Linked DNA regions of Mus musculus: region 2 is linked to region 1. Evidence: chromatin loops called from intact Hi-C (ENCODE). Cell type or tissue: left cerebral cortex. All regions are shown on one strand. Each heading gives the region's core, and the rest is flanking DNA. Links, peaks and the distances in the headings are about the cores only. Region 1 holds the start of 2410080I02Rik (a long non-coding RNA gene). Region 2 overlaps Trpm3 (transient receptor potential cation channel, subfamily M, member 3).

Region 1 (10,208 bases), core at 3,307-5,806:
AATCTTTTTTTTAAACATTTACCTATTTATTTTATGTATATGAGTACACTAAAGCCATACAGATGGTTATGAGCCACCATGTGGTTTGCTGGGATTTGAACTCAGGACCTCTGGAAGAGCAGTCAGTGCTCTTAACCACTGAGCCATCTCTCCAGCCCACATTCTGATAATCTTAATTTTAGAAAAGAATTCACTGGTGCTGGCTATGATGGTGCAGACCAGAAGTCCCAGTACTCAGGAGACTGAGGCACGATGGAACATTTGAGGCATTTGAGGAGGCTACAGAGTGAGATCCTGTCTCAAAAAAAAAAAAAAAAAGAAAGAAAGAAAAAGAAAAGAAAAAGAAAAAGAAAAGAAAAGGAAAAAAGAAAAGCATAAAAACATGAAGGAAAAAAAGAAAGAAAAGGAGGAAAGGGAAGGATTGGTTCTGCCTAATTTTGATTTTTTTTTTTACCCCCTAGGATAAAGTCTGTCCCTAGGAATTTGCACCTCTGCCTGCCTCCCTAGGGCACAGCATAGATGGGATCAGTTGAAGAGCCTCATGGTCAAAGGCCTACACAGCCTCCCACACTTGTATTTCCACTGGTATTAGTTTCACTCATGAAGTCTCCTCAGGCCTCGGCCTGAAAGGCTACCAAAGATTAAGGGCAGGTTATTCTCTGAGAAGGAGCCTCTATCTTCCCTTAAAGACTCTGAGTTTGAATACACTAACCTCAGGGTTTTTTAAATGCAAACTTTAACTTCCCTTACATCTAGCTGCCTTCTTTCTAGTGCCCTTTAGCTTCATAGGATCCCGACTACACTCTCTCAATACTCCCAATTCAGTTATAAAGAACACCAAGAAAGCAGATCTCATCCATGTGAATTTCTCTTATGGATCTGCAAGCATAGTTGTTGTAGAAAGTCCCTTCAAAGTCGGCAATTCTGCCATTGTACCCCGTGCTCCCCTTCTCTGACCATTCATTCCTGGTAATGAACTAAGTGTGAGGGGATACCAAAACACAAAGGGAGTCTGTCCTCTATAGGATGATAGCTACATGCACATGTTACGAATCATACGTGTGTTTGATAGATAACACAGAGCACCAGAAGTGGTATTTCCCACATCATGACTTTTTTCCTTGTATTTTTAAACAATATTTTCTATCTGTATTGAAATGTACTATAATAGTTTTATGATTAAAACCAGCTAATGCTATTTAGCCAGCATGTTGTTATCTCAATTAAATGTTGGGCAAAATATCCTGTTAATATTATGGCACATAAATCTAAGAGGTCCGCTTTCCCAAGTTAGTCTTCATTCATTTCTACTCCAAATACTCCCACCCAGGGGAACAAGAGAACCCAAAGATTGTAACTGTTTCTAGTACATGTTATTTTCCTTTGCACAGTCTCCCTACCCTATGCTGTATCTTCCAAGTTCCCATGGCTATGGCTTATTAGCCTGTAGCCAGAACAGTGAGCCTTGTTTACAAGGCTTCCCAGTAGAATTAATGTGAAGGCTATAAGGCCTCTTCTGCCTTAAATGAGATCTGTGACCTCACTTCACCTCTCCCAGCCATTTTCTTATCTGCGGACTGGACTGATAGGATTAGATTTAACACAGTTGCAGTCTCTTCAGACTCCCGAGATGCAGGGGTTTATAAAAATTCCTAGAGGCCAGGGTGGGCCTGTAGAATGTCACACCTGTAGTACCTGAAGTCACAGAACTAGGGAGGAAGAGAAAAGGAGATTATGGGGTATGTGAGACTCTGTCTCACACAGAAATGGAGAAGGGGGAACACTAGAGTAAGATTTGCTCTCTCAGAACAGTGCCTCATCTGCTTGTGTCACCTTACGGTGAAGGTTCGGGAACCTTAAAGCCAGTACTTAACGAGAATGCTTTTTTTCCCCTCAAAATTATTTCAAAAAACAGAGCCTAGGCTAGCCTCCAACTCCCTGCCGCCACCTCCCAAAAGCTAAAATTAGCATGCCATTTTTTTCCTAATTCATAATTTCACCCCCACCCCCTTCTTACACGGCTCTGTAGGAAGTGGCCTAGAGGCTTAGAATCTGTTCTTTTTCCTAGGTAAACCCCGGTAAGGTGTTTCCAGGCTAACGCTGCCGATTCTTGGGCCCCTCTTCTGGAGACAGAGTTAGACTGAGCCCGAAGCAGGGCTTCCCCCATCTTGTTGGGTGGGGCTAATCACCTGGCACTTAGTTTAAAACACAGATGGCCAAGTATGGTCCCAGCTCTAGGCCCGAAGTTCAGCTTAAAGTCACATGCTGTAGATACAGGTTTCTGCCGATTCTGGCTTTTCTCGGTATTTTCCTGCTGAGAGGCGTGGACCTTGCCCAGACAAAGTTGCCAGCCTCCCGGCGGGAAGGAAAAAGAACAGATGGCCCGCTGGGGGTAGAGGATCACGTGTCAGACCTCACATTGGGATAGATCCTCACCTCGCCCTTTCCCGGCCTGAGCTCAGCAGCTTTAGGGAATCTCACCCAGAGCACATAAAGGGCCTACTGGGGAAAGCTGTGTTCGTTTTGCTGAAAGGTGGTGAGTTTAGGAAGAATAGAGACAGGAATGAAGGGGTGGGCTCTTCACTAGAGCGACGTCCCTGGATTTGAAACAATCCGATAAAGCCGGATCTGGCGAACCGATTGTAGCCAGGTTGAGTTAACACCCAGTGTCTGGAGGGGGCGGGGAGCTCCGGCGCGAAAACTTCCACGACGCCCTACTTTACTCTTGCTCCACTAAGCAGCCTACCGCAAAACCCCAGGCCTCTCCATTGCGGAGCGGAAAGGCCATCCGTTCATGCATATGCAGGAGGATAAGTTTAGCCGGCAGCCCCCTGAGCTCAGAGCAGCCCCGCGTGGCGCTCGGGGCGGGTGCTCGGCTCCGGCCGCAGAGTGGCGGGCGGTTCAGCCACTTGCGCGCCGAGCGTCTGGGCCTGGCATCGCCCTTTTAAAAAGTCTTCCGCAGGCGGCCGCCGCCGCAGCAGCCGGAGGAGGCAGGTTCATTTGAGGACAGTCCCAGTTCTCAGAAATCCCTTCCCTGCTGGAACATCAAGCTCTCTTTGCTGCAGTTGAACAAACTGCCCTAGATTGGGGGACGAGGAATCCGCCCCAAACTCGTGCAAGGAGCTCCGGGCGCCCGCGCCCACGTGAGCTAACCTTGACATTAGCCCCCCCACACCTGAGGTGGAGGTGGAGCCACGAGGGAGGGTTGCTGGCCCCTGGGGCGCTAGCCACTGGGCTCGCACGCTCCACGTGAGCGCGCCTCCCTGTTTCGTAACTCTAGCGATGTTTCTTTCTTTCTTTTTTTTTTAATCCCTGAGGTACCATGGGTGTGAGGTGTGCTGAGAAGGCAGGCCACTTTCCACCCCCACATCCTCGAAGATCAGGAAAACCTGCCCTGCGGTCCCTCTGGGAAGACTGCAGAGTAGGGTGTCGCGATGACATCAGCTTCTAAACATAGTCCATACCGCACCCCAACTCTGGGCCCTGCGTGCAAGGCGCGGGGGTGGGGGAGGAAAAGAGAGGTGGGGTGGCTGGTGTTGCTGTCCCTGGGCGGGGCGGGCTGGCCGGCCAGGCTGTGCGAGTGGAGATGACTTTGCAGGAATCGTGCTTTCCACGACTGCAGCCACATCTTTCCTACGATGACCCAGCCACCCGGCTTAAAAAGAAAAAAAAAATTAATGTCGTTCCTTGCCCTCCCCTACCCCACAAAAGCTATGCACACACTCAAGCAGTATTTCGACCCGGTGTCCCTTTCATTTATAAGCCTATGCATCCCCAGCCAGAGCACCAGGGTTCGGCCGGGTGCTGGCGCCCCCCGAGTATGGTTCTGCCTCGAGGCTAAGGCTGCGCTGGGGTCGGCGCGGCCCTCTGGGTGAGTCAGAAGGGCTGTGTTTCCTGTGGTTGTTGTGGAACAGTTTGTCCTTTTTACCCCCCTCCCACCCGTCTCCACCCCCTTGGTAAATATAGCGCTCACGTTTCATCATCTCTTTGTCCAACGAGCGCCAGACACCCCGGCCCGCGGCCCACGCCGCCTCCCTCCTCCTCCAGGCTCTCGGTTACCTCGCATAACCCCGCGCACTGGCGGCAGCAGCAGCCGCCCCTCAGCCCCGGCGCCGTTCCCCGGTGCTTCCCACTGCAGGACACTCCCGCCCTCTGTCATCCCCTCCCCCTGCTTCCAAGTCCCCTTAAGCCCCTAGTCCCACCCATTCTCCCCGATGTCCCCCTAGATGTTTGGAGATAGTCACTCCCAGCTTTTCCCAGTTCCCGGAGACACCCCACGCTCTGGCCCGTTGCTGGGTCCTCCACCCCCTCTCGTCGCAAGTCCCAAGTCTGATGCCATGTGCCCCTCCCGAGCGAGCGCAGGTGACAGGCGGCTGAGACAGTTCTGATTCAGCGACAGTTGCTTGTACTTAGGGGTGGGTGCCTGGCGAGCAATCTCCTTCCCACCTCCTGCCACCCCTACCCCAGTAGGGACGTGGGCTGCAGGGTCGGGAAGACGAGGTGAGTGGATGACAGGCAAAAAAAAAAAAAAAAAAAAAAAGTGTATGCTTGTTCTTCACTCTCCCTCCCACTCCCTGTTTCATTTCCACACATACAGCCACCCACCGGGACCGGAGGCGGCTGGTGTTCTCTGAACACCGGGAACTGGCTCTCTCCGTGGTCTCCTGTTTACTTCCCTCTTCTTCCCTCTCCCTCCCTTCGCCCATCACCCGGGACTGCCTCCCTTCTGCCTACAGCAGCTGGGAAACCTGCCGCAAAACACTGCAGTCATGGGACTTTTCCTGCGCCCATGTGCCTCCTCCAGTTTGCCCTGTTCTACCCTGCCCTGCCCTGCCCTGCCCTGTGACCGCTTGGGGCGCGTCTTCGTCCTGGAAGGGAAGGCTCTTAAAGCTCCTAATCCAGCAGTGCGTCAGCTCTCTCCTTCTCTTGTCTCCTCTACCCTTCCCCCCACCCCAAACCTTCCTGCAAAGGCTGGGCCTGGCAGCCTTTTTGGCTGGAATACTAGGCCACCCCCATGAGCGGCCACCTGTCTGGGGAGAGGTGGCGAGACAGCTGACAGGTCCTAAGAACTCTGTACCCAGGAGGCAAGACAGCTAGTTTCTTTGCCATCCCAGACTGTCCTGTTTGTGCCCTGTTTGTGCCAGCTGCCCCAAATTTTCCTAGTGCTCCCCCACCCCCCGAAATCTATTCCCAGGGACACACCTCGAGAGAGGCAAACCCTTCTCTTTTTAAGCTTGCCTCCCTGCAGGGAAGAATTCAGCTTTTCCTTACAGTTAAGCTGAATGAACAAAGGGCCCCAAGGAAGACAAGAGGTTCCAGCTCTGTTTGCCGCCTGTCTGAGGTTCACCCCATTTTAAAAACCACCTCTTCACCACCCTCTGCTCACTGCCATGGTTACCACCGCCCTGTCCTTGAGCGGCACTGGTCGTTCAAAGGCAGAAACAACAAGGGCATTTTAAGTGTCCTTTTAAATATCCAAAACACTGTTGGCATTTAGGAAACAGAGAAAGGGAAATAAAAGGTCTGGTTGTTTCTCGTTTCCTTCCCAGCCCAGGACCCTGAATAAATCCTTTACCCTGGGTGGCCTCTTAGCCCCCCAAGGAGAGGACGAAGTTTATGAGGCCTCTGGAGTGGAATTTAGCACCTGTTAGCATTAGTGTTGTTCGCTGTGAGTTGCCTCTTCCTTTCCCTCCCTCTGCAGCTTTAGACCTTGCCCCCAGGCTAAGCTAGCTCCACCCGGCGCCTTGTGAAAGTCTTCTGACTTTCGCTCACCTTCATGCTCTGAAAGTCCCACACACTTAACAGCCTTCCCTCCCAGCTGTTAACACTGTTAGTGGGGTTAGCATTCAGGTAGGCAAATTGCCCATCTGAGATTCTCAACCCTGAAACACTCCATTGTTATTTGGGTACCCTAGACCTTTGCAACACCAGAAACTACCTCCATTTCTGAACTCTTAGCCTTGCACCGTACTTCCCAGCCGTACTGGCTGGTTTTGTGTGTCAACTTGACACAGGCTGGAGTTATCACAGAGAAAGGAACCTCCCTTGAGGAAATGCCTCCATGAGATCCAGCTGTAAGGCATTTTCTCCATTAGTGATCAGAGGGGGAGGGGCCTAGCCCCTTGTGGGTGGTGCCATTCCTGGACTGGTAGTCTTGGGTTCTATAAGAGAGCAAGCTAAGAAAGCAGGGGGAAGCAAGCCAGTAAGTAACATTCCTCTATGGCCTCTGCATAGGCCCCTGCTTCTTGACCTACTTGAGTTCCAGTCCTGACTTCCTTTGGTGATGAACAGCAATGTGGAAGTGTAAGCTGAATAAACCCTTTCCTCCCCAACTGGCTTCTTGGTCATGATGTTTTGTGAAGGAATAGAAACCCTGACTAAGACACCAACTAACACTTCTTTCAGAACAATTCTTCAACTTGGTTGTGGCCTCCAATCTCCTTTTTCAATGCTCAATCTTGTTCTTACGTCCCTCCTACCTAGCTGTGACATCATAGTCTCTATGCATGCACCCCTCACCTGGTTCCTGGAACTTCCTGGCAAGACGCAGTTTCTCTCCAACCTGCCATGCTGGACTAAAATATCGAGGCCAACTGTTACCACTCTAAATTTATGGTCTCTAGTGGGCTCACAACACTGTCCCTTTGCATATCCCCAGGGACTTTCCTTTCCCACACTCTGAAATAACTAGATTGCACCTTCTGTCCTCAGACACCCTCCTGGTTCCAAACACACTCTGAGCCAAAACCCCTGCTGCTTATTTCACTGAGAAAAGAAAGGCAAATTTGACAAAACACCTCACCTTCCACCTACTGCCCTGCCTTGCTGTCTTTCTGTTCAGGTGCTGCCCACACTTCTGTCCCTTAGAGACCCATTTGCATTTCACACAGGGCACCAGGATGCCTCCCCAGGGTGCCTCCCCATTGTCTATTGCAATGGGTAGGATATTGTTTGATCCCAAGGTTTCATGTATTGAAGTTTAATCCCCATTGTGAGATGGTAGAATATGCCAAGATCGATAAATTGGTCACACATGAGAATATCATTTAATCTGGGAGTTCGAGGTTCATGTCCCTTTTCAGAGCTTTCCTTATGCTTTGTGCTTGCTGAAGGAGCCAGAGGACAATAGGTCAGTCCCTAGAAGCCACGCTTGTCTACCTACAGGTTCCCTTCTAAGACCCTGACAAACCAAGACAGGCTTCTGCCTGACTTCACTCTAAATACACCAAAGAAGGGTATTGGGCTTCCTTATAAAGCAGAAGTAAGTAGATTCTTACAGGGGCTTCAGAGCTCTTCCCTCTCCAACAGGTCACACCAGGAAAACCTTTACCCAGCAAGGATGGGAGCCATGTAGATTAAGCTCCCTCCTCATGTTTTTCTCAGCCTCTCTACTCTAGCCCAGCCCTGAGATCACATGCGATTTAGGAAGAGTTGCATACAAGAGATAGTAGAGAGTGTTGGATACTCATGTGAGGGTCTCCCAGCCCTTCCTACCTCTCTACGTGAGGAGGTAAACACCCAATACAACTGGGATAAACTTTTGGCAAGGGGGTATAGCTGAACTCCCCAAAGAGCAGTTGTTTGGCCCAGAGGACAGTTCTTGGCAGATTCTAGTACCCTTGTCCCTTGCCAGGTGAAGCTCTATGCCTTCAATACTAGCACTGCCTTCCTAGGACTTGTATCACTAGAACCATGAGCCAAAACATGCCTTTCTTTTTAAAGCAGTCTGCTTTATTTTGTTATAGTGATTGTGATGGTTTGAATAGGAATAGCATCCATAAATTAATGAGTTTGAATACTTGGCCTATATGAGTGAGTGGCACTATTAAGAGGTGTGGTCCTCTCTCACCACCACTCCCTCTCTGTCTTCCCTAGACTTGAACCCTCTAGAGAACCGGAATCAGTGCAGTCAGGGCATGGTGGTGGTGGTGGGGGGTGGGGGCATCTCTGGGATGAGATAGAAACCTAGGACAATGGAAACTCCCAGGAATCTATGAGGGTGACCCTAGATAACACTCCTAGAAATGGAGAATATGGAACCTGAAATGACTCCCTCCTATAACCTGGCAAGGCTTCCAATGGAGGCAGAAGTGGGAGGAGTTAGTACACCAACCCAGCCACAGAATTTGTCCTGCCTACAAGATGTGCAGGGATAAAGATGCAGAAATTGAGGGAATGACCAACCAATGACTGGTCAAGCTTGAGACTCATGCCATGAAAGAGAGCCCATCCCTGGTACTATTAATAGTACTCTGCTGTACTTGCAGACAGGAGTCTAGCATAGCCATCATCAGAGAGGCTTTACCCAGCAACTGATGGAAACGGATGCAAAGGACAACAGCCAAACATTAGGTGGAGCTCAGGGAATCTTACGGAAGAGGAGGAAGAAGGATTGAAGGAGCCAGAGAGGTTATGAACATCACAAGAAAACCTGAAGACTCAACTAACCTGGGCCCACAGGGGCTCACAGAGACTGAACCACCAACCAGAGAGCATGCACAGGACAGACCTATGCCCCCTACACATATGTAACAGACATGCAGCTTGGTCTTCATGTAGATCCCCTGACAGCAGGAACAGGAGCTGTCTCTGACTCAGCCATCTGCCTTCGGGTACTTTTCCCCTAACTGCCTTGTCTAGCCTCAATAGAAGATGCACCTGGTCCTACTGCAACTTGATGATATGCCAAGGAAGGTTAAAATCCATGGGAGGACTCCCTTTCTCTGAAGAGAAGAGGGGGTATGGGGAGGGGAGAGGAGAGTGGGGGGCTGGAAGGAGAAAAGGGAGGGGAAGTTTAGATCAGATATAAAGTAAAATAATTAATGAAAAGAAAAAAGAGGTGTGGCCCTGTTGGAGTGGGTGTGGCCCTATTGGAGGAACTGTGTTCTGCCCAGTAACAGGCTCCTTCTGCTGCCTGCAGATTAAGGTGTAGAACTCCTTCTGCAGGACCATGTCTGCTGGTGTGCCACCACATTTCCTACAATGATAATAATAGACTAAACCTCTGAAACTGTAAGCCAGCCTCAATGAAATGTTTCCTTCATAAGAATTGCTTTGGGTTGGGCTGTGGTTGTGCACGCCTTTAATCCCAGCCCTCGGGAGGCAGAGACAGGCGGATTTCTGAATTCGAGGCCAGCCTGGTCTACAGAATAAGTTCCAGGACAGCCAGGGCTACACAGAGAAACCCTGTCTCGAAAAACAAAAACAAACAAACAAGCAAACAAAAAGGTTGCTTTGGTCCTGGTGTCTCTTCACAGCAATAGAAACTAAGACAGGGGCCTAGCAAACACAGAAGTGGATGCTCACAGTCAACTATTGGATGGATCACAGGGCCCCCAATGGAGGAGCTAGAGAAAGTATCCAAGGAGCTAAAGAGATCTGCAACCCTATCGGAGGAACAACATTATGAACTAACCAGTACCCCAGAGCTCTTGACTCTAGCTGCATATGTATCAAAAGATGACCTAGTTGGCCATCACTGGAAAGAGAGGCCCATTGGTCAGGCAAACATTATATGCCCCAGTACAGGGGAACGCCAGGGCCAAAAAATGGGAATGGGTGGGTAGGGGAGTGGGGGGGGGGACTTTTGGGATAGCATTGGAAATGTAATTGAAGAAAATACGTAATAAAAAAAAGGAAAAAAAAAAAAGAAACTAAGACAATAATGAAAATCAGGTGAATAAAAGAGTTTTAACATTTGCATTATTATTATGTGTATGAATGCTGTGTATAGATAACTGTGGGTTTGTGAGAGCCGTGTGTGTGTGTGTGTGTGTGTGTGTGTGTGAGAGAGAGAGAGAGAGAGAGAGAGAGAGAGAGATGATTTTCCTGAGTAGGCTTTATAGGCAAGGACTTATTAATAACTGCTGAACTTAGCCCCACCGCATGCTCATCATCAGAATAATTCACTTTAGTGCAGAAATGTATTCATTTGTTATGCATTACCTTCATAAAACACACAGACTCTTAAAGCCAATAGAAAGTCTCTTTGTGCCGGGCACTGGTGGCACATGCCTTCAATCCCAGCACTCAGGAGGCAGAGGCAGGTGGATTTCTGAGTTCGAGGCCAGCCTGGTCTACAGAGTAAGTTCCAGGACAGCCAGGACTACACAGAGAAACCCTATCTTGAAAAACAAAAACAAAACAACAAACAAAAGTCTCTTTGCCTACACAGGGAACTCTCCCATATTATGTAGCTACTAGCTACT
Region 2 (10,208 bases), core at 4,400-6,899, 160 kb after region 1:
TATGGTACTATTCCCCACATGGCACAATTTTCTGGAAGCACATGGCTGTATGTCCATTCATAAACAGCTTTCCAAGGCCTCAGAAGAAGAGAACACTTCAGAACTTCAGCTCCTTCCTCTGTTTGCCAGTGAACTACTTTATAGCATATCATAAATCTCTCTATTCTGTAGTGGCAGCTGTGTATAAAATCTGTGCACAGCCTTAAACCGTATTAATATTGGCTTGGTAACTATGGATATAACCACGCATTGGCATATGTGATTATACCTATGTATATAAGCTGCATTCTCTAAAAAAAAGAGCAAGAGACAAAAAAAATTAAACTTTTGTTAATAAAGAATCTTTGATGTAGACACACAAAGTGTCATTTCATGAAAATTAGAAGTGTTTCTCAAATCTTTGAAGCTTCATCACACTGACTGCAGTCATCAATCTATTATGTCTTCTACACTATTCACAATTTGCTTTTTCTGTCTTTATAGAGTAAACAGTTACAGCCCAGTTGCACCAGTTCTTCGTGACACTCTCTGAGTGTTCTTTTGAATGCTAATGCTGGGTTATGAATACACCGGCTTGGAATGATGGTTTTCTTAGTCTAAAGTCATGCAAGAGACACAAGAAACCATAGGAGCATTTGCTTAGATCTAGAGCTATCTAGATATCTGTCCTGTGTGTTCCCAGGCATGTGCATGCTTTGTGTGTGTGTGTGTGTGTGTGTGTGTGTGTGTGTGTTGCATCTTACTTTTTTGAGACAGGATCTCTCTGTAAATCTAGAGCTTGCTTTTTTTTTTAACTTAAGCAAGCCCCAGTGGTCCTACTGTCTCTACCCCTGACAGCACCATGGTTACTGGTGCACATGAGGCTATGCCTGTCTTGTGATGTGGATTTTACCACCAGAGCACAGGTGCTAATGTTTGTGTAGGAGATTTTTCTTATACGTCTCTTGGCTCTCAAAGCCATTTGATAAGTGACAAAATAATCTGAATCGATGAACTTCTTTGTTCTTCATCATGTTCTATTGGAAATAATAATTCTTGGAAAAATACCAACTATTATTCCCACTGATTGACAGAACCTATGTTTTTGTTTATCTAGAAGACATGGGACACACACATAAGCCAAACAGGGGCTATTCTCCTGAATAAGAATGCTTAATGATCATAGTATGAAACATGAACTTGTTGGGTTTGGGTCTCCTTTTCTTTATGTCTAGGACAAAAGTTTCCAGCTTCTGGTTCAAGCCAGATCTGTTCTAGACTTACCAATTCTCCCATCCAGCTCAAACCTTCCACTATTTCTTGGGAAGACCCAGGGTCTCTAAGTCTGGAACTTTGATCAACTGACTGAACAGGCAATGTCCTGTTCTTTCAGAAGGTCCATGTTTTCTTGGGCAATAAAGCTAATCATATGAGATCTATGTTTTGGAGATGTGAGAACAATTTAACTGGTAACATGGCCTGTGGCAGGAAGCACCTGTGTGAAGGAACACACCTTTCTGATGTAACACGTATCCTCTCATCGTTGGACGAATTGAAGCGATCATCCTTCTCTCGGAAATATTCCTCTATGCACTGCTCTTCAAAATCGTGTACTTTCTTGAGCTCATCGTCAGTTATGAAGAGTTCTGTGGGAGTGGAGGGGGAGTGGGGTGGGAAGAGAGCCGTAAGACAGAGCAGGGACCACAGCAGCATCTGGTCTGTGGCCTAATGACAAGTTTTTAAAGAAATCCAGGCTGGAGAAATTCTCCCAGATTCTATTGTAAGTTCCAGACAGAGTCCAAATCTAATTAGGCCACTCGAATCACCAGCTTCTTCCTGAGCCACAGAGTAGTGCGGTCTCTGGAGCCCACCTGGGTATACCTGGCTACCACAGGAGCTGGGCTTAATTAAGAAGCTGCAGGACTGAGAACATAAAGGAAGGAAGGAAGGGAAAGGAAGCAACTGGAAGCATGGATGTCTTTTAAAGGCTCCAAATTTCCTGGGCTGTGTAGTGAGACATGCCGATGTTATTGATTGATACTCTTTGTTCAACCTCATCCTCTCCCTCTCTTTTTTTTTTTTTTTCTATTCAGAGTCAAGAGAGCCACATAAACACATTTCTAGTCATTCTTGACATGTAGGAAAGAGATATTTGCTTCCTTGATTGGGGAGAGAGAGACAGAGAGAGTCAGAGAGAGACAGAGAGAGACAGAGACAGAGAGACAGAGACAGACAGAGACACACACACATACACATAGAGAGAGAGACAGAGACAGACAGACAGACAGACACATACACACACAGAGACAGAGACAGACAGACAGACACACACACAGGTAGAGAGAGAGAGAGAGAGAGAGAGAGAGAGAGAGAGAGAGAGAGAGAGAGAGATGCTCTTTCTATACTTTTCAGTTTCCTTTCTTTTTCCTAACTTCAACTTAAATATTTGATGACCGGAAACTCAGCGTCTGTGCTGTGACCTTGAAAACTAACTTGACACAAAAGGAAGAGCTGAGCTGAAAACTAGAAAGAGTTTGGGGCTTTGGCCTCAGTGAGCCATGGCTGGGAGTCCTGGATCACTGGCTCACTTTTTTTTTATGTAAGAAAAAGAAGTCTCCTTTATCTGTGCTATTGTTATTCTGGTTTTCTGCTAACAAAAGGTAAACATACCCATCTGTGTGATAGCCATAGAAGTCTGGTGGAATTGTGAGCCTTTGAATGGTTTATAGAACAGGGTGTGAGAAAGAGAGTTGCTTTGGAAATTTCCCAAATTAGGAAGTCTTTCTCATCCTGGGCCCTTGAGATGCCACAGGGACTGGCTCAAGTGTTAGGAGGGCAGAGTCTCAGCTCTTTGGGGCTATGTTTTAGATCATTCTTGCTTGCCTAGAAACATCAATTAGAACTTGCTAGGGGCTATAAAACATGACTGTAAAAGCCACAGAGAATATAGAAAACACCAGACCAGAACAGTCAGACTGCACTTTTCAAATATGGCAGGCTCCGAGGGATGCCTGAGATGTGGCCATGAAATTTCGGGTCAAGAAGAAGAGAGGCCATGTATAGAGACTCCCTCCCTGATGCCAAGGACTCATGCTGCCCTCTGCTAGGGATGTTTCTAAGATCTAAAGGAGTGGTCCTAATATGCACAAGTGCCTCATTAGACTTCTTTGATATTTGTGTGTGAGTATGTGCATGTGTGGATGCGTGAGCACACAGGAGTATGGTGTGTGTGTGTTTCAAACACTGTTGCTATCTCTCTGCTTGGCATTTTTGTGGATGCTCTGCATCTAGAATTAGGACCTCATGCTTGTATAACAATCACTTTACAGACTGAGCCAAACCCCTAGTCCTATGCTGCTCTATTTTAAAAGAATAAAATATAAAATATTCTTTAAAAAAAATCTATTACCATGTCAGATTTTACCATATATCTCAAAGTTTACTCTTAGGCTCAGCAAGAACCTGGAAATGCCCTGGGATCTTTTAATGAAAGCTATAGGCTGAAAGGGAGATCTCCATTCTTCCCCGATGGGTGGATATATGCAGGGCTTTCCTCTCTGCTCTTCACTCTGCATATCCTGTCGAATTTTCAAGATCTTCCCTGTGAGAAGGAACTCTCTGGGAATTGTGTCACCTGCCACATGGGCAGAGACCCGGTGATGCATCTAATACTACTCTGGCTTAAAATAAGAAAATAGTGTCTATGGTTGAGTGTGGTACCACATGCCTTTAATCCCAGCACCTGGGAGGTAGATGTAGGGAATTGCTAGGATGGTGCCAGCCTGGTCTATATAGTGAGTTCCAAGCTAGCCAGGGCTATAAAGTAAGACCCTGCCACATAAACAGGGCACAACAAAAGCAAATCACATAGATGAGGTTGGTGGGGCTTCTTAGACCTTAGACCTATGAAATGGGCTCTGAAGTAGAAATAGGTCTCTGGATGACCTCTGTTGTAATTTGAACACAAAAATCCCCTTCCTTCAGGCTTATGCATTTGAGTAACTGGTCCTCAGAGAGATGGCAGTGCTGTATTAGGATATGTGAGGTCTGTCTGGGTCACTGTGGATAAGTCTTTAAAGTTCATAGCCTGGAGGTAGGAGGAACTGGCTAGCCAGCTCCTTATAATCCTGCTGCTATGGAGACCTATCATTTCCAAGGCCTTCCTTGCCATAATAAACAGAGTATCTGTAAACCATGAACTATGAACACTATCTCTCCTTCTTTAAGTTTCTTTTGTTAGGTATTTGGTTGTGATGATGATGAAAAAATTAATCCCACAGCCCTCTGTCCTGCACTGTATTTCCAGTCATCTTGTACTCTCTAGCTAAGCCAAGTTTTCTACCACTGATGTTCATGCTTTATTGAAATTATCTTGGAGCCCCGAGTTGACCCCCAGCGCAATATTCTTGTAAGGTAGCAATCAAGACAGTCTTCCTTGCCCAGGACTTGACCAGGCGGACACGATTTGAGGACAAAATATCAGGGCACCCCAGCTTTCTGTTTGCCTAAACTTGTGTTTCAGAAGGAAATGACGATAGAATTTCTAGGTCTTTCCAACTGTCTGATTTGAATGTCTAGGACATTGCTTAGTCAGGGAGACCACTAGGAGTTTCAGCTTAAGAGAAACAGTTGACTAAATAACTCCAGTTTTAAGCCATGGGTGTATGGACCATGGACCAGAGGTAGATTCCTGGACCACCATCCCAGAGGCTCGAGTTTGTGGATTTAATGTAGATGTAGACTTGACACATTTGGAATAGGCACAGTAGATTGTCTATAAGTCACTGCACTTCCAGCAATTCTAGAGTTTATGCCCACAGGGCATTTAGGAGCCTGCAGGAGCCAATGGTACTTAATGTGCAGAGATGGATATGTTAAGTCTCCTGCAATGAGTCACACTTTCTTACTCAGTGAGGAACTGTTCCAGCATGGTGTCAGCCAAACTTCCCTTCAGAAACACCAGGCTAGAAGGTGGGTGGTGGGTGGTGGGTGGTGGAGAGGCCACTGTTCTGTGCTTTGAAAGCAAGTTTCATTCTCTTAAAAATAATAAATAAAAAATAAAACAAAATCCCATAGGCACAGTGCTGAAGGCTTAGAAAACATTGAAAATCTGGAATAGTGACAGTCCCAGAAATGAGCATGGAAGAATAAAACTCAGGATACACTGTTTAAAGAATTATATCTAATTTAGCACTTGGTGCATATTAACGTGGCTGATTTTGAGGAAGTGTGTGTGAAGGTGGAGTCAGCACTGTTGGAGAATGCTTTTTCTCTTAACTGGATGTGGTTAAGAAATCTGTCTTCAGCTCATGCTATACTGTCTTCCTTTTATTCTGTATCTTATCATGCAGGTCCCTGTCCCATCCCCTAAAATACGCGTGAGGCAGGAGAACCAAGGAAGGCGTGGATCCTGCCTGACTGCCTATGGGAATTGCTGGGAACTTCCGGCTGCAGGCGCCGGCTTGCAGCTCACTCAGGCCGTAGTCCCTTTCGTCCTGGTCACTCTCATGCTTCCTCCACCGGCAGCACACATGCTGGAAGATCATGGTCATGTGACTGAAGATGATGAGCGGTGGGGGCAGAACCGGCCTCTCGTGGAAAGTCATGATGAGCTGGTACCTCTGAAATTTCCATACTTGGTTGGATATCGACTTGACCTCAAAAAATGTATTGCTGAAACAGACCGGAGAGTCACATGACAAACAAGTATTGACTTTTCGAAGTATTGGCTCCCTCTGCCTGCTGCCCATCCATCCTCCCATATGCCTTAAGGAGTGGCCACTCACTTGAAGACGGCAATAAGGAGGTTGACCAGAAGGATGTTCGCCACCAAGAGGTAGCAGGCCATGATGGCCGGGACAATCCATGCTCCTGTCTTGCATGGGGGCAGCTGGATTGTCTTGCCATCCTCTCGGGTCTCATTCTGTCCACAGGGAGCTAGAGGAAGTGACACAGGTAAAAAATGAGAAACCATGGCTATTTGATTTAAGTTAAAAAGGAAAAAAAAAAGAGAGAGAGCCACAGACATTTAAATGAGGGGTTTAAATGGAAGAAAAATACAGCCACCTCAAACAGCAAAAAGTTTCAAAAAAGCCAAAATAGGAAAATGAGATCTTCATGAATATTCAAAGGGCCACCACTCTTGAGGAGAGGCAGTTCCACCTGTGTCCCCAATCTGTCATCAGACTCAAAGAGGTGTCTAGAGCCACCTGCCTGGTCCCTCAGTCCCTCAACCCCTGGTAGTGGTGAGAGGGCATTTGGTGTTCCTAAAATGTTTGGTGGGGGCTTTTGGAGGAGCCAGAGCCAAAGTCCTACCTCCTGGCAAGTTACTTTCAAAATGTGCTGTAGAGGCCTCCAGCTGACAGCTTGGAGCCAAGCATGGCAGGCTATTGATTAGAAATTAACACCAGGGCAACTGTTAATTGTTGTGAGAAACAAGCCACAGCCTTGGCCAACGATTTGCTGTCTCAGTACAGAAGGAACAGTGCCAGACAGCACCCTGAGAAGCACCCGGAGAGCTTGTCACTCCGTGTCCCTGATGGATGAGAGGATAAAGGGGAATGGAGTAACAGGGATGGACCACAGAGCCCACAGCTACTTGTCTATGAAAAACAAGCCAACCACATTTTCATTCCAAATATGTGCATTTCAGGAACACGACAGAAAACCTAACTCCAGTGACTAAATGGCAAAGGCAGGGGTGTTCGGGGAGAAGTGGAGGTGGGAGGGAGAAGGAAGGTGCTGTGTGGGGTTGGGTGAGCAGAAGTAATATGCTAATGAGGCCAGCTTGGAGTTTCCAGGTAAATGAAAGGGGTTGGGAGGAGTCCTGGATAACAAGAGCCCTGCACAGTGTGGCTCACAGAGCCTGTCTTTGTTACCATTCTATTGCTATGAAGAGACACAGTGATCAAGGCAACATTAAAAAAAAAATTAATTAGGGTCTTGCTTACAAGTTTCACAGGGTTTGTTCATGACCATCATGGTGGGAAGCATAGCAACAGGCAGGCAGGCATGGTGCTGGAGTGTTAGCTGAGAGCTTATGTCTGACTCACAGGCACAGGCAGGGAGGGGAGTGAGACTGGGCCTAGTGTTGACTTTTGAAACCTCAAAGCCCACCCTCCAGTGACATACCTCCTCCAACGTGGCCACATCTACTACTCAAAGAAGGCCACACTTGCTAAACTTTTCTAAACAGTTCCACCATCTGGGAACCAAACATTCAATATATGAGGCTATAGGGACCAGTCTCATTCTAATCATTACAGAGCTAGATGTTGCTTGTAGGTAGGGGCAAGCAGTAGGTGAGCTAGCCCTTCCTTCCCATCTGCTTTACATTGGCCTTTGAACAGGTTGACTTTATGTCTGTCTTCTAGCAGTGGGTAAGAGCACCTCAAGAGAGCTCAGCCCTTCCCATAGGGTGCTGCTGAGAATCTCGCAGGAGGGTTTGCATGAGGACCCAGGGTCTACAAAGTTTGAGCAGGACAGCAAGGGGACCTGCTTTTCTCCAGAACTCCTTCTGCCTGGCACTGTACTCTGCAGAAGTTCGCACCCAGCAGCCTGAAATACTACTAACATCCAGCTCTCACCAAGACCACTGAACCAGAAGACCCATGATGTTGTCGGTACAGTGTTCTCGTTGTAACCTTCCTTGTCAGTTGGTCTCGTGGTTGAGTAACTGAACTTTTAATTAGGTTGCAAAATCCACATGATTTTTTTTTTTAAATGTAAAACATACCTTTGCAGCCATCAAGGGTTTTACTAGCAGTGGGCTAGCAAGTCCCTGATTTTATGGCCAGGATTAGATGACCAAGGCACGCTCTTTGTCTCTGTATGGCAGATAAGTGGATGTGGGAATGGGGTGTATCTTGCTCCTGACGTAACTGGGTATTACTGAGCATCCAAGACAGCCTTGTAAGATGGTCTTGGAAGGGAATGCACTGACAGGTGATGTTTAAACTCTCCAGGTGGCTCTCCAGGGCTGCCCCTTCTTACTTCTCCCTATGGACACAACCTGGACCAAGTTTCTTGTAGTTCTTAGAGGCCAGTCTCCCTTTTGCTTCCTGATTCTGAGCCACATTGTTTCTGTTGCTTCCATTAGACTGGTGGTCAACCTAATCCCACTCTCAAGCTTGACCTATGGTGTGTGTCTTCTCTTCCACGCATGCCTAGCAGTCTACTTTCTAACCACCGCCCCCCCACCCCCGCCGGAATGGGGCTGGTCATATCCTTATGTTCCCGACACTCCTGTTGTTTGTCTTGGGACTCTCACATTCCTGCCACTGCCCAGCTACTTGTCTGTACCATACATGAGATGCCCAATGGAGCATCATTCTTCAAGGTTACCCTCCCTCCTCTTGGCTCAGCATGTTTGCATGCACATGAAAACAGTAGGCATTTGTTGACTGAGTAAACAAAAGATGCTTCCTTGAGCATCCGTGCTCTTGGTCTTAGCTTGGTTTAGTCAGATGGTATAGGTGTCAGGCCAGTCTGAGGAACGTCATCTAGATCAGTGGTTCTCAACCATCTTACTGCTGTGACCCTTTAATACAGTTCCTCATGCTGTGGTGACCCCCAACCATAAGATTATTTCATTGCTACTCCATAACTGTAATCTTGCTACTGTTATGAATCATAATGTAAATCTCTGATAGGCAGGATGTCTGATATGCGGCACCCCCAAAGGGGTCTCGACTCACATGTTGAGAATAGCTGTTCTAGATTCCACAGCAAGTGCGGCTGAAATGACTTAGATGTTCCTCGTGACAGTGATAATGATAATAAAAGTGAATCATTAAGAGTCAGCCTTTATTTGGCAATATCAGCAAAGAAGCTGTGAGCATTATGGGCAGCAGTTAGTGCAAAGGATTGCTCTATGAGGGCTTCTAATGACACTCTCATTCTGGGTATTTGTCGGCACTAGAAAGTACGATAACTCAGACACACAGATGTCTACCACTAATGAAGATGAACAGGGTGTCTTCCAGACCTGACAAGCAACAGTTATTAGGAAGGAGGGTAAGTTATTGCAATGGTCCTATGATACTAGCAAGTTGTTGCTAGGGATGTCCTCAGGGCTGTGCACCAAGACATCACATGACATGGATGGAGGTTTATGGATATGGAGACTATCTGTTATCACTGCATCACCCCCTTTCTCACTTTTCTTGATTCGCATTTGGGTCTTTTTCTCTACCAATACTTTAACAAACATGAATTAGTCACTACCAGTGTTATATCAAGTGGCATGCTGTCCTCTCTGTCTTTGTCAATGACAGTCAATAGAGTCCCTGTAGAAGATGTTTGCAGAGTCTAGCTCCTTCATATCCATTGTCCTTTCCTTGAATAAGAGCATTCTGTCTACCCCTGTGAACTCACTCTGCCTCCCTCATCCCCTAGTTACAACAAAATGTAAGACTGTCAAGTAGAAAGGGCCTGGATGAGAGGGATATTATGGAGAAATAAAATTTATGACCAACTGAGACATGCAGGAAACCAGCCCTCTCCAGTTACATGAACCATACAAGCCTGTTTTTCCAAAGTCAGCTTTAATGGGGTCATTATCACTTGCTTGCAATGAAGACTCTTGACTGTAGGTAGGTGTGGTGGTGCATACCTGTAATCCTAATACCAGGGAGGCTGAGATGGGAGGAGGCTTGTGTGTTAAACCTTGGTGGGAGTAGAGATAGAGGGGGTACCGGGTGGTATAATTACCCTCAACTCCCTCATCCGCATGCACAGTCAGTAAAAGAAAATGTTCATATTTAGAACCTTGCATGTATAGAGGGAGTTTGGAAGTGGTACCCAGTTATATAGCATCTGACCCCAAGCTCAGGCTAAGTCATCTTTTTCCCAAGACAGGGTTTCTCCGTGGAAAAAGCTCTGGATGTCCTGGACTCACTTTATAGACCAGGATGCCCTCCAACTCACAGAGATCAACCTGCCTCTATCCGGGATTAAAGGCATCCACCAGTATGCCTGGCCCTGAGTTGGTGTTTTAAGTTTTAGGAGTTAAAGCAGAGATTCAGCTACTTTCCTTCTCACCCAATGTAGGGCACAACTTAAAGGGTCTTCTCTGATAATAATGAACTTTTGTCTAACTGTGGCCTCAGAAGTGGGAAATGTGGACTATTTACAAAAATCGGGGGGGGGGTATATAAGTATGAAGAACTGGCCAGATATGTATACATAGCCAGCAACCCTTGGAGCAAAGAAAGTGAGTTCTAGGAGTG

The links. Hi-C counts contacts between places; a loop is a spot of excess contacts. Peaks named below come from ENCODE experiments on the same cell type or tissue, not always from the same donor. Only the 100,000 strongest peaks of a DNase experiment are listed, where the experiment ranks them.
Region 2: it touches region 1 in a loop (8-fold over the local background); 1 of 42 quality-filtered maps calls a loop at or near these places.

The regions. Positions count from the first base shown.
Region 1 is chr19:23,128,806-23,139,013 of GRCm38, reverse strand. 2410080I02Rik (a long non-coding RNA gene) reads right to left here and starts at 4,516. Exons shown (of 2, transcript XR_386610.3): 1 at 4,060-4,516; 2 at 1,903-3,655. In left cerebral cortex, for the core only: CTCF peaks have their summits at 4,003 and 4,843; DNase peaks (open chromatin) are centred at 4,360, 4,631, 5,267, 5,648 and 2 more places; H3K4me3 peaks cover 1,761 bases; H3K27ac peaks cover 2,500 bases.
Region 2 is chr19:22,974,000-22,984,207 of GRCm38, reverse strand. Trpm3 (transient receptor potential cation channel, subfamily M, member 3) reads right to left here. Exons shown (of 26, transcript NM_001362491.1): 23 at 5,766-5,916; 24 at 5,453-5,652; 25 at 1,493-1,625. C330002G04Rik (a long non-coding RNA gene) reads left to right here. Exons shown (of 8, transcript XR_001782629.2): 8 at 5,331-5,461. Among named protein-coding and RNA genes, the nearest start is that of Gm52388, 52 kb to the right of the region's middle. In left cerebral cortex, for the core only: no CTCF peak of the experiment used is centred there; DNase peaks (open chromatin) are centred at 4,885, 5,512 and 6,584; H3K27ac peaks cover 1,702 bases.